Linked DNA regions of Homo sapiens: region 2 is linked to region 1. The links are chromatin loops, found by intact Hi-C in ENCODE. Cell type or tissue: GM12878. All regions are shown on one strand. Links, peaks and the distances in the headings refer to the core of each region. The heading gives the core; the rest is flanking DNA.

Region 1 (5,313 bases), core at 314-5,313:
AGAGGTGGTGAGGAGTGGTAGAATTCTGGATCTATGTTAAAGGTAGATCTATCTGTCTATCTATCTATCTATCTATCTATCTATCTATCATCTGTCTATCGATTGATCTATCAATCTATCTACATATATATTTGGATGAATTGGAGGTAGGATATAAGAAAATAAAAGGGACCAAAGTTGTAATTCAAAGATATTTGGTGTTTTGACCTTTGGAAAGATGGAGCTGATATTAGTGGAGATGGGGAAATCTCAGTTTTGAACATTTTAATTTGAAAATCTGTTGGATATTCAAGTAGATATGTAGAGTAGATAGTTGAGATAATGATTTTTTTTCAGTGAGGGAGGGTAGGGTGGGAGGAAGCCATGTGATAATTTTATGCTTATCAGAAGTAAAGAGTATCCGTTTTAAAAGACCGAAAAATAGCATCTCAGCCTATTGTGAGTGAATTTATGAGTTCTGAACTCTGGATAGTTGTGTTGTGAATTGCTGGGGGAAAAGAAGCTGAGCATCGCCAGTGATAACAGGTGTTCTCTATCTTTATAGAAAGCTGTGTCCAAAAAGTTGTTTCCACATGAAGAATTTTGTGCATTAGCACTTTCTCAAGGGCACCTGCTAAGCAAGTCAACTACCTTGGGTAACTAATTATCTTCAGTTTTGCTAGTAGTTTCAAACCATCACCTCCTGCAGGAGAAAACTGATGGGAGGAGAAAACCCAAAAGGAGTAAAGTGGAAAAGTGCTTCTTTCCAAGTGGGAGAAATAACAAAAACAAAAGCCTGTAAGTGCTTAGCAGCATAGGACGCTTTTCTGCAAAGGAGAGAAAACACTAGAGGAGAACTAAAATTAGAATGGAGAGGGTGGCATAGGCCTCTCACACTGATCAGGGATTGCCAGAAAGGCAAATGAAGGCCTGTGTTTTAATTAGCTCACATGGCCTGGAAATAGACCTCCTGAAGCTGAGACATCATTATTACAGCAGCCACTGGACACAGGCAGCTGAGGGAGGCTTTGGCCTCCAGCCGACAGGAAGGCCAGGAACAGGCTGCTGAGATGACCTCTCAACTCCAAGCTAAGATTCGGGGCAAGCTGATATGGAGAAAGTAAAGGGTTAGAGAGGATGATGCGAGATTACATCTTTGGGACCTGTTTTCCTAAAAATATATACATTAAATATATTAGCTGAGTTATTGGTTGGTAAGTTCAGTACTTTCAATAGACCAGGATTTTAGGTACCCTAGAGGCAAGTATTTTTATATCAAATGCTGCATATAGATGTAATGGTAAATTATATTCTTGTCACTTCTTGATAAATCATGAAATGTGTCTCCTGTACTTTTTCCTGTTTTCCTGTGGTGTCACATGATGACTTTCACCCAGTGCCTTTGTGACAAATTGCACATCAGGTAGAAGGCAAGGTACAGGTTACGAGATGCTTGATGAAGAAAAGTTGATTGCTTTTCAGCACTTAAAATTATGAAAATATATAGTTAGATAATGGGGTGATGTTAGTTAGCTAGTGCATGGGACTTGCTACTCCAAATGAAATTAGTTGATATAATACTATTGGCTTACCTAAGCAATATTAAATAAATATGTTTACTCAGGGTGTGCCATGAGAAAGTGCTGTGAGAGTATCTCAAGGGGGTGACTGATCTCATGCCAACAATGAGTGGGGCTCTGAAAGACAAAGAAGAATTAAGTAGGCCAAGGTGGGGAAGGAAGATTATTCTTTAAAGAAGGAATAGCATATTTAAAAAAATCCCTGTGGTAGAAATTAACATGAAACTGCAGGTCAGAGAGAAAGGAGAGAAATGACAGCAGTTGAAGCTGCAAAGCGAGTAAAAGCCCAATCAAACCCTTGTAGCTACCTTCAGGATTTTGGTATTTATCCTAAGAGCAATGAGAAGTCATTGATAGGTGTTTTAAACGAAGAGAGATGATCTGATTTGCATTTTACTGTCCGGTGGCTCTTATTTTCTCTGTGAACCAAGAGCAAGGCTGTCTTTGGAGAGTAACAAAAGAGGGCAAAGATGAGATATTTGAGGAGGATGGAGAAAGTTTGAATTAGCTTTTTGTTCAAACTCCTAACGAATGAATGGCTGGTACATGGGGCCGGAGAGACACACAGGAAAAGGGATAATAGGGAGTGGGCATCCCTTCCAGTATACCTGTGGCCTGCAGGTGGCATATTTAGGTCAAGACCATTCTGGCCAGAGCCTGGAGCTCTTTCTGGCTGGTCACCTCAGCTCGCCTCGCACTGGCAAAGTGGTCCCTCTGAGTCTCTGCCAGGTCGGCCATCTGTCTTTCCTAGCCTCTGCAGCGGTCACCTCTCCCCTTGCCAAGCTGGCCCCAGGGCAGTCCAGTTGGCTTTCAGACCAGCTGCCTGCTGAGGCCCCCTTCTGGAGGCTCCAGGTACCTCTGGGTCTCATTCGTAATTTAGGAATATCAGTGGGACTCAGAAAGATTTATCCCCAAAATCTTGCTAGTCCTTACCACAGGGAACTATCAAGTTTAATGGGATGTGGCCCTGCCCAGAATCTAGATGGGATTGGGAACCCAGAGCTCTCTTTTCTTATGTTTGCCCAATACCTATTTATTATGCTACATTCTCTCGAGGCCAGTGCCCAGAAAGGAAAGTTCCAGACACAAATGTAGAACTATTTCCCTATCCTCCCCATCTCATTCAGCCTTTTCCGTTTTGAAATTCTCCAGAAGCTGGTATGTCCTTTCTCTTCTGGGATGGGCTTCTCATTTGTCTATACAATAGATCTTCATACGTCATTCTGATTGGTCTAAAGCAGGACTCTGATTTTTAAGTCTATTGACTTGCTAACCCACCTTTTCTTCCGTGAGGGCATTAGGTACCCTGTCCAGCCCTGGAAGAGGAGCAGTTTCCAGTGAAACACAATTTGAAGATGGAAATATATCAAGTTCTTCTTTAAAAAATACTATCCCTATTACATTAAGCCAGTGCCATTAACTGCAAACTACATAAACACAACATATGCTTAATTAATGTAGCTTCATAAATGCTTAATACATGTGGGTATTATTACTTTTTTATTGCTGTTATTACTAAAGATCTAGGCAACAAGCAGAGCCTGAAATTTTAGAATTCTGTACAAATTGCAGAGCACCCGGGTGCTATGAGTCCAGCCAGGCACCAGAGTCTTAAATTCACAAAATTGCTTGGAACAAGCAGGTCAACCTGCTGATGAGCAGAGCTGAAAATTCCATCTGCTCTGTGCCCCAGTTTTATGTATCCTGGGGTGGGAAGGTGTGTCACTGCTGGGGACAGCCAGAGTCCTACAAGCGCTAATCCTTCCAAAATTACAGCAGAGGCAAGGGCGCAGTAGTTTCAGAGAGATTTTGTGTTGAAAATCTGTTTTTTTTTAAATCAATTTTTTATTAACTCAATTTTCTCTTGCTTTAACTTCTATTAATGCACGTGAAAATATAACAGATTTGTTACCTGAAATTTTCTTTGAAATTCAAATTTATTGCTGTATATATCTTCTCTCTAATTATCTTGTCATTTTTAGTTTACTTAGTAGTTTTTCTCTCCTGACTTTCTCAACCAGGATGTTTATATCTCTTGAAAAATCTCCCTGCGTATTAGTTATATTTGTGTGATATATGTGTGATCATTAAAGTTAAAAATAAAGCTGTGAGAGAAAAGCTTACGGTAATTGAAAAATTAAAACAAAAGGAGGAAAAGAGTCTTTTGGTATTCCCAGGTTGGTGCTATGGAGAAAATCCCCTCCTTCCCCCTAGTTGAAAACAGTTTTCAAACTACAAGTCCTTTTTCTCTATTCAGATCTTCTATCTGTACAGTCTTCTTTGGGGAGAACATCTTCCCCTCTTGCTCTCTGCACTTGTCTATGTTGGGTGGGTGCCTCATGTGTTTACCTGGGGCCAGGCCCTTCAAACGCAGGCTTCACTTTTAGGTGTCATGCCACAGTGAGCCAGCCTGTAACAGAACTTGTTCCAGACATTCTCCCCAGTTACTTCTACCTACTGGATAGACTGATTGTTCCTTGCCTCTCCTAGACTCTAGTGACCTCAACTCTTCAAATCTGTCATTGGCAGGATTCTAAGAAGGCTGTGATCCTGCTCCCTGTCTCCAGGCCTTTGTGTGAGGTCCTTCTTTTGAGTGTGTGTGAGGCCCATAACTTGCTACTAGCCAATGGCAAAGGTGATAGGATATAACTCCCAGATGTTTTAGGGCAAAGGTGAATGGATTGTGCAGATGTAATTAAGGTCTCCAATCACTGGTTTTAAGTTAATCAAAAGAGAGATGAACTGATAATAAGCTGATTCCTTAAATTTCGGGCATAGAAGTTAGCAACTTGATGCAGCTGAATTTCTCTCTCTTTGTTGCTAGCTTTGGAGAATAAACCACATGAGCTCTGCAGCTGCAAGGAAGCAAATTGGGCCAACAGTCTGTGAGCTTAGAAAAGGACCCTGGCCCTCAGATGAGAGCTGGAGCCCTGGCCAATATCTAAATGAGACCCTGAGCAGAGGGCCCAGTTAAGCCACCCAGACTCCTGACTCTTGTAAACTGTGAGATAATAAATGCATGCTCTTGTAAGCCACTAAGTTCGTTGTGCCATATTATGGAGAGGCAGAAAACAAACATATCCCATGCTCCTCTGATTTTGGAAAGAGAGTGTCTGTCCCTCTCTCCATCTGCTCTGGCCTCAAGGTGCCTCTCCCATCAATACCAGTCCCTTGATCTTTTTGAGATTACACAATAAAGAGGGAAGGATTTTAAAACTGTCACCTTTGCCCCACATCCCCAAGCTCAACTTAACCACTTATGCAATTTTCTATCCTATCATTCCCAAAATACCAATTTTTACTTTAATAGGTACTAAATTATAAAGCTAAAGCTCTGATAATGAAATCTTAAGACATAAGACAGAGGGTGGGAGACTATATTAGGGATCATCCAGACCTAAATAAACTATTGATGTCTCTCATTTAGGCTTCCCACCTCCAGGACTTGACAGTCTCTTAAAGCTAACAGAGTTCTTTTTTTATTTTTATTTTTTTAAAAAGGATATCTGATCATGCCATTCCGCTGTTTAAGAACATCTTATGCTTTGTCCCTGCTTAATAACTTTTATATAAGAATATCCAAATGTCTTAGCATGCTCAACACAGTCCTTGATAATTTGGATATAACTTCCTGTTCACCTCTATCCAAATATATCATGGACTTCTAAGTATGTTGTTCTTAGAGTTCATGGCTCCTTGTTTTAAGTACTTTTTCATCATCTTGGAATGCCTTGGCATCTAATCTACTTGGTAA
Region 2 (5,385 bases), core at 195-5,194, 63 kb before region 1:
CAGGTCTCTCAGCTGTGGATACCATACCAGCACCTGCTCTGGTGGAGGTATCAGGAGAGTGAAGTGGACTCTCTGAGGGTCCTTGGTTGTATTTTTGTTAAGTGCGCTGGTTTTGTTTTGGTTGTCCTCAAGCCAGGAGGTGGTGCTTTCAATAGCACATCAGCTGCAGTAGTATAGGAAGGATCAGGCCGTGGGTGGGGCCATAGAGTTCCCAAGAGATTATGTCCTTAGTCTTCAGCTACCAGGGCCAGCAGACAATAACCATCAAGTGGGGACAGGGTTAGGTGTGTCTGAGCTCAGACTCTCCTTGGGTGGGGTTTGCTGTGGCTACTGTTGGGGGTGGGGTTGCAGTTCCCAGGCCAATGGAGTTATATCCCAGGGGGATTATGGCTGCCTCTGCTGAGTCGCACAGGTCACCAGGAAAGTGGTGGAAAGCCAGCAGCCACAGACCTCACCCAACTCCCACACAGCCCACAGCCCAAAAGGCCAGTCTCATTCCCACTGTGCCCTGCCAACAGCACCGTTTATTTCCAGGCAGCCTATGAGCAGGACTAAGAACTTGCCCCAGGCTACAAACCTCCCTGCTGAGAAAGCAAGCTGACTCACAGAGCCTGCAGTGGCAATCTACTCCTTCAAAGGGTCTGTGGTTTTCTCTGCTTTCCTGGTATGTTCCTATGGTAGTTCTTGGAGCAAAAGTTCATGATGTGGGTCTCCACATGCTGCTCTGTCCATCTGAGTGGCAGCTGCAAGTTAGTCCTGCCTCCTATCCACCTTTTTCCCCCTTTACTCTCAGCAGGTTCATTTTCTAACTTCCTTTCATAGAGAGTCAGTGGCTACTTAGTAGGGGTTCTGGCCTGGTGGGCTAGTGCTAGGGTGTGTCTTGGTCAGGTTGGGTGTTTACATAATTTTGGAATGAATAGAAAGATATAGAAGATGAATACAGGGACCACTAAGAGTACAACCGGAGAAAAGAATAGGTTGTTAAGACAAAAGGGAAAGCATACAACCTAAAATGGGACTCAAAACCAGGAGAGCCTGAAGAGCCAAAATAAGAATTGAAGCACAAGTGCATTAGTAAAACAGAGAATCCACGGATTACTGATGTGATGCAAAATATTTTCTTTCTTTTTTACTTTCTTCATTGCTTAACATTTAGTCCATAAAAGTAAGCATTGGGAGGGAACCCATCTTCTATGGCCTCCCTTTCTCTTTCATTTTCTTAACTGTGCAGTTCTCCAGGATTCTAGTTCAGTCTTGCTAGCCAAGGCCAGGGAATTGTCATTCTTGGCATCATCCTGGGAGGAGGAAGGTAAAATTCTACAAGACTCCTGCATTTCTCATAAATCCTTGAGATTCTTCAGAGTAGAGAATTTATAAGACAAGGAAACATTTCTCCTACTAATATTGCTCACCAATTACAGCATACCTCTGGTGAATTATTATGCTAAAAGACCATCTCCCTGCCATGGGTTGAGAAAGAGGAGGAAACAAAAGTAAAGGAAAGGTGGGAGAGAGCACACTCTCCCAACCATCTGTTCATTGCACTGCTTTTTATGTTTGAATTGAGATCTTGGACTTTTAGATGTCCTCTAACTCTTCGAGTTTTTGACTCTTTGCTAGAACTTCTCTGGTGTAGATAAGACCAAAGTTCTTATTGGCTTGAAGCTGCTAGTCAATCATTCTACTCTTTAGCACACAGATGTGGCCTCTTGCATGCAGAGAATTTTAAAGTGACTATAGCCTTGTGGTCTGTTCTTTTTATAGATGAAAGTAGCATTTGATCATAGCCTCAAGGAAAGTAATTTTAGAAATGCAATGTGGCTGACTTTTTTTCCTAAATAGAAAAATTTAATCTTTTACAAAGGCAATTTTGTTTTCTTTTTATACACCTTTCCATCTTTCATCTGAATACTTTATCTTGCCAACATCATCTCCATTCACTTTTCCACACATATCCTGTGCTTCAGCCAAGCTGAACTATTTATAGCTTCCCAAAGGCATAATGCTCGTTCATGCTTCTGCCCTGTTGCATATTCTGTTTTCTTTGCCTGGAATGCTTCTCCCTCTTTGAGTTCTTGATGGCACTCATTCCTCAAGGCTATTACATTTTTTTTCTTCACTTTCTCTTTCTGCCTATAACCTAACTTTCTGCTCTGGCCCCCTCATTTGGTTAGTGGCTCATTCTTCTGTGTTCCCATATTGCTGAATTTGTAGCATAAGTAACACAATTTTGTAATTATATTTGCCCTTCTATGTTTTCCATTAAGTAGTCAGCTCCTTCAAAACAAGGCTGAAAGTCTAAGCACCATTGTAGCACAAACATGTTGGCCATGTTATAAACGTTAACCAAACATTTACTATATTAGTTATCTATTGCTATTTGTGGCCGAAAATAACAAACATTAATTATCTCACAGGGTCAGGAAACTAGGAGGGACTTAGCGGGATGCCTCTGACTCAAGATTTCCCGGGAGGCTGTAAGCAAGCTGTTGGCTAGAACTGCAGTCTTTTCAAGGCTTGACTGGGGCTGAAGGATTTGCTTCCAAGCTAACTCGTGGCTGTTAACAAGGTTCAGTTTCTGGTGGGCTGTTGAAATGAGGGCCTCAGCTCCTTACCATGCCACGTAGGCCTTTGCATAAGGTTGTTCACAATGTGGTTACTTGCTTTCCTCAGTGCAAGAGATCTGAGAAGGAGGACACACACAAGACGGAAGCCACAGTCTTTTTTTATAACCTATTCCCAGAAGTACAACTCATCTCTTCTTTTTTTTTCTTTTTTATTCTTTTTATTTGAGACGGACTCTCGCTCTGTCACCCAGGCTGGAGTGCAGTGGTGCAATCTCGGCTCACTCCAAGCTCTGCTTCCCGGGTTCACACCATTCTCCTGGCTCAGCCTCCGGAGTAGCTGGGACTACAGGCACCCACCACCACGCCTGGCTAATTTTTTGTATTTTTAGTAGAGACGGGGTTTCACCATGTTAGCCAGGATGGTCTCGATCTCCTGACCTTGTGATCCGCCCACCTTGGCCTCCCAAAGTGCTAGGATTACAGGCGTGAGCCACTGTGCCCGGCCTCATCTCTTCTTTGTTAGAAGCAATTCAACGAGTTCAACTCACACCCTAGGGGACAAAATTTCACAAAAGTGTGAATACCATGAGGTGGGGCTCAATTGGGACCATCCTAGAGGCTGTCTACCACACATTTCATCTGGTAAAGTTGCTGGCTAATTAAGACTTGAATATTTAACACTATTGTTGGTGATAGTAATGGAAGTTCAAACCCGGTATATTTAAGAGAATTGTTACTTTTTAACAAACCTTCACTAGAGAAAGTAAAATGTGTTAATTATTTGGATTATTAACTAATTCTCTTAAATTACTGTTAAATATTATCTTCCTCAAGTGGTACATAGTGAGTACTTTCTCACTGAAAATACTGAAACAGGATACTTGGGCTTTTTTACTTATGATTTCTGTACTGTTTCTCCCAGAAGTGGTAGTCATGTACAATCACTACAACAAAGTTACTTTAAAATGTAAAGATTTCATTGGTCTTATTTATTTATCTATTTAATGAGCATATATTGAACAGTTGCTGTGTACAAAGGACTGCCCTGGTGTTAGATATAATGCCATTTTTTGTACAAATGACAAATTTCTAGCTTTATATTGAAAACCTTAGTTTTTAATTACACAGTGAGAATGTTCATCTATAATATGAATATGGAAATGAAAATGTATAATATAACATTCTTCTAGGTCTGTCCATAAAAGGGAAAACATTTCCATAGGAAGTACTTAAGACAGGGATCTACAAGTTATCACCAACAAACTTAATCTTGTCTACTGCTTGTTTTTGTAAGTAAAATTTTCTTGGAATACGGACACACCCATTTGCTTATATATTTCCTGTGGCTGCCTTCTCGCTACCCAAAGAGAGTAGAGTAGTTACAACAAAGATCATGTAGCCTTACAGAGCTTACAATATTTACCATCTGGCCCTTTACAGAAAAAATTTGTCAACTCTTGACTTAATACCAAAACGTAAAAATTGTGCTTCATGAATTGTTAGATTAGGATTTATTAAATACTTATATTTGATGATTACTTAGTGATGCAAGTGATGCACTTAGGATTTTCCATAATAAGGCATCAAGCCACCTATCTAGTTTTATTTGCTATTATGATTATATTCATATATCTGATAATAATAGTAATAGATAATTTTATTGAGCACTTACTATGTGTCAGGCAATGTATTCACACACAGACATACACATACACACACACACACACGTATCTGTACATGCCTCATTTGTCTTTGTAACACTATGTGAAAGGCACTGTTTTACAGAAGATGAAACTGAAGTTAAATATACCAGAATTTCAGCTTAGGGTTTTCTGATTTCAAAGCCCAAAGTCTTTGTGTATGACTCCTCCATTTCTTAGCATTTCCTCCATGAATATTATATTTTATTCAAACTGAACTCTTCTTTATTCCACAAATGTGCCTCTTTCCCATCTCTCTACATTTTGCTCAACCTGCTTCCAACTCATGGAACGCCCTTCCCAGCCATTTCTTCATGCCTGAATTTTACTAGTCTGTCAGAGGCCTTCATAACTCCTGCCTCTTCCATGACAGCTTTCTTGAATTCCCAGCCAGAAGTAATCTCAGTCCTATTCTTCAGCTGAAAAGCATCTATCATGGTCCCTGGTATACTTAAACTGTTTGTTACATGCTGGGTATTGATGTTAAAATACTAGACTGTAATGTTGCACATGAATTATTTTATAGTCATAGAATATTTTTCTTCTAAAAGATAAAATAAACTATAAGTATTTTTTCTAATGTTGTTATTATAGACTAAACTGACATTCATAATGAATAATTAATATGTAGTAAGGGAATCTGACAAGAAGATAGTCCTCTTATTTCAATCTGAAATTGCAAGTATATTTTGCAGTTTTCCCTAAGCAGTTTTATGTGCCTCATTTCCTTTTTATCAGCAATATTTTGTAACTGCATATGTGAAATGTAGGTTGAGCATGTAAAACTGTCTTGGTCATAGGCTGCTATTTTACCAAGTCCACTGGATAATTGGTATTTTTTGTAAATTATATTATCAAGGATATTTTGGGAATAAACCAGCTTCTTAAGACTCATATATCTTCTAGAATATGCTTCTCATTTGGATTTTCTTTGAAAGGATCATGGAATTATTATAAAAGCCAGACCAGCTTTCTTCATATTATTAAATACATTTGTGTTGGTTTCCATTGACACAGGTTTTGCTTTATCTACTTTACTTCATTTATTACTTTAAAAGGATTGCATTAAGCTAAGAGCTATATAGAGAGAAATATGACTTTATGCAAAAATATAACCT

Evidence for each region. Peaks named below come from ENCODE experiments on the same cell type or tissue, not always from the same donor. Only the 100,000 strongest peaks of a DNase experiment are listed, where the experiment ranks them.
Region 2: a loop joins it to region 1, with 2.2 times the contacts of the local background. A loop is called at or near these places in 2 of 110 quality-filtered maps.

Annotation. Positions count from the first base shown.
Region 1 is chr12:99,387,873-99,393,185 of GRCh38, reverse strand. All of the region lies in intron 12 of ANKS1B (ankyrin repeat and sterile alpha motif domain containing 1B), which reads left to right. Among named protein-coding and RNA genes, the nearest start is that of GARIN6, 260 kb to the left of the region's middle. In GM12878, for the core only: a CTCF peak has its summit at 2,386 (motif pointing left); no DNase peak of the experiment used is centred there.
Region 2 is chr12:99,450,696-99,456,080 of GRCh38, reverse strand. The region is part of intron 10 of ANKS1B (ankyrin repeat and sterile alpha motif domain containing 1B); the gene reads left to right. Among named protein-coding and RNA genes, the nearest start is that of GARIN6, 190 kb to the left of the region's middle. RefSeq lists enhancers at 1-408, 409-910. In GM12878, for the core only: no CTCF peak of the experiment used is centred there; DNase peaks (open chromatin) are centred at 1,645 and 2,560.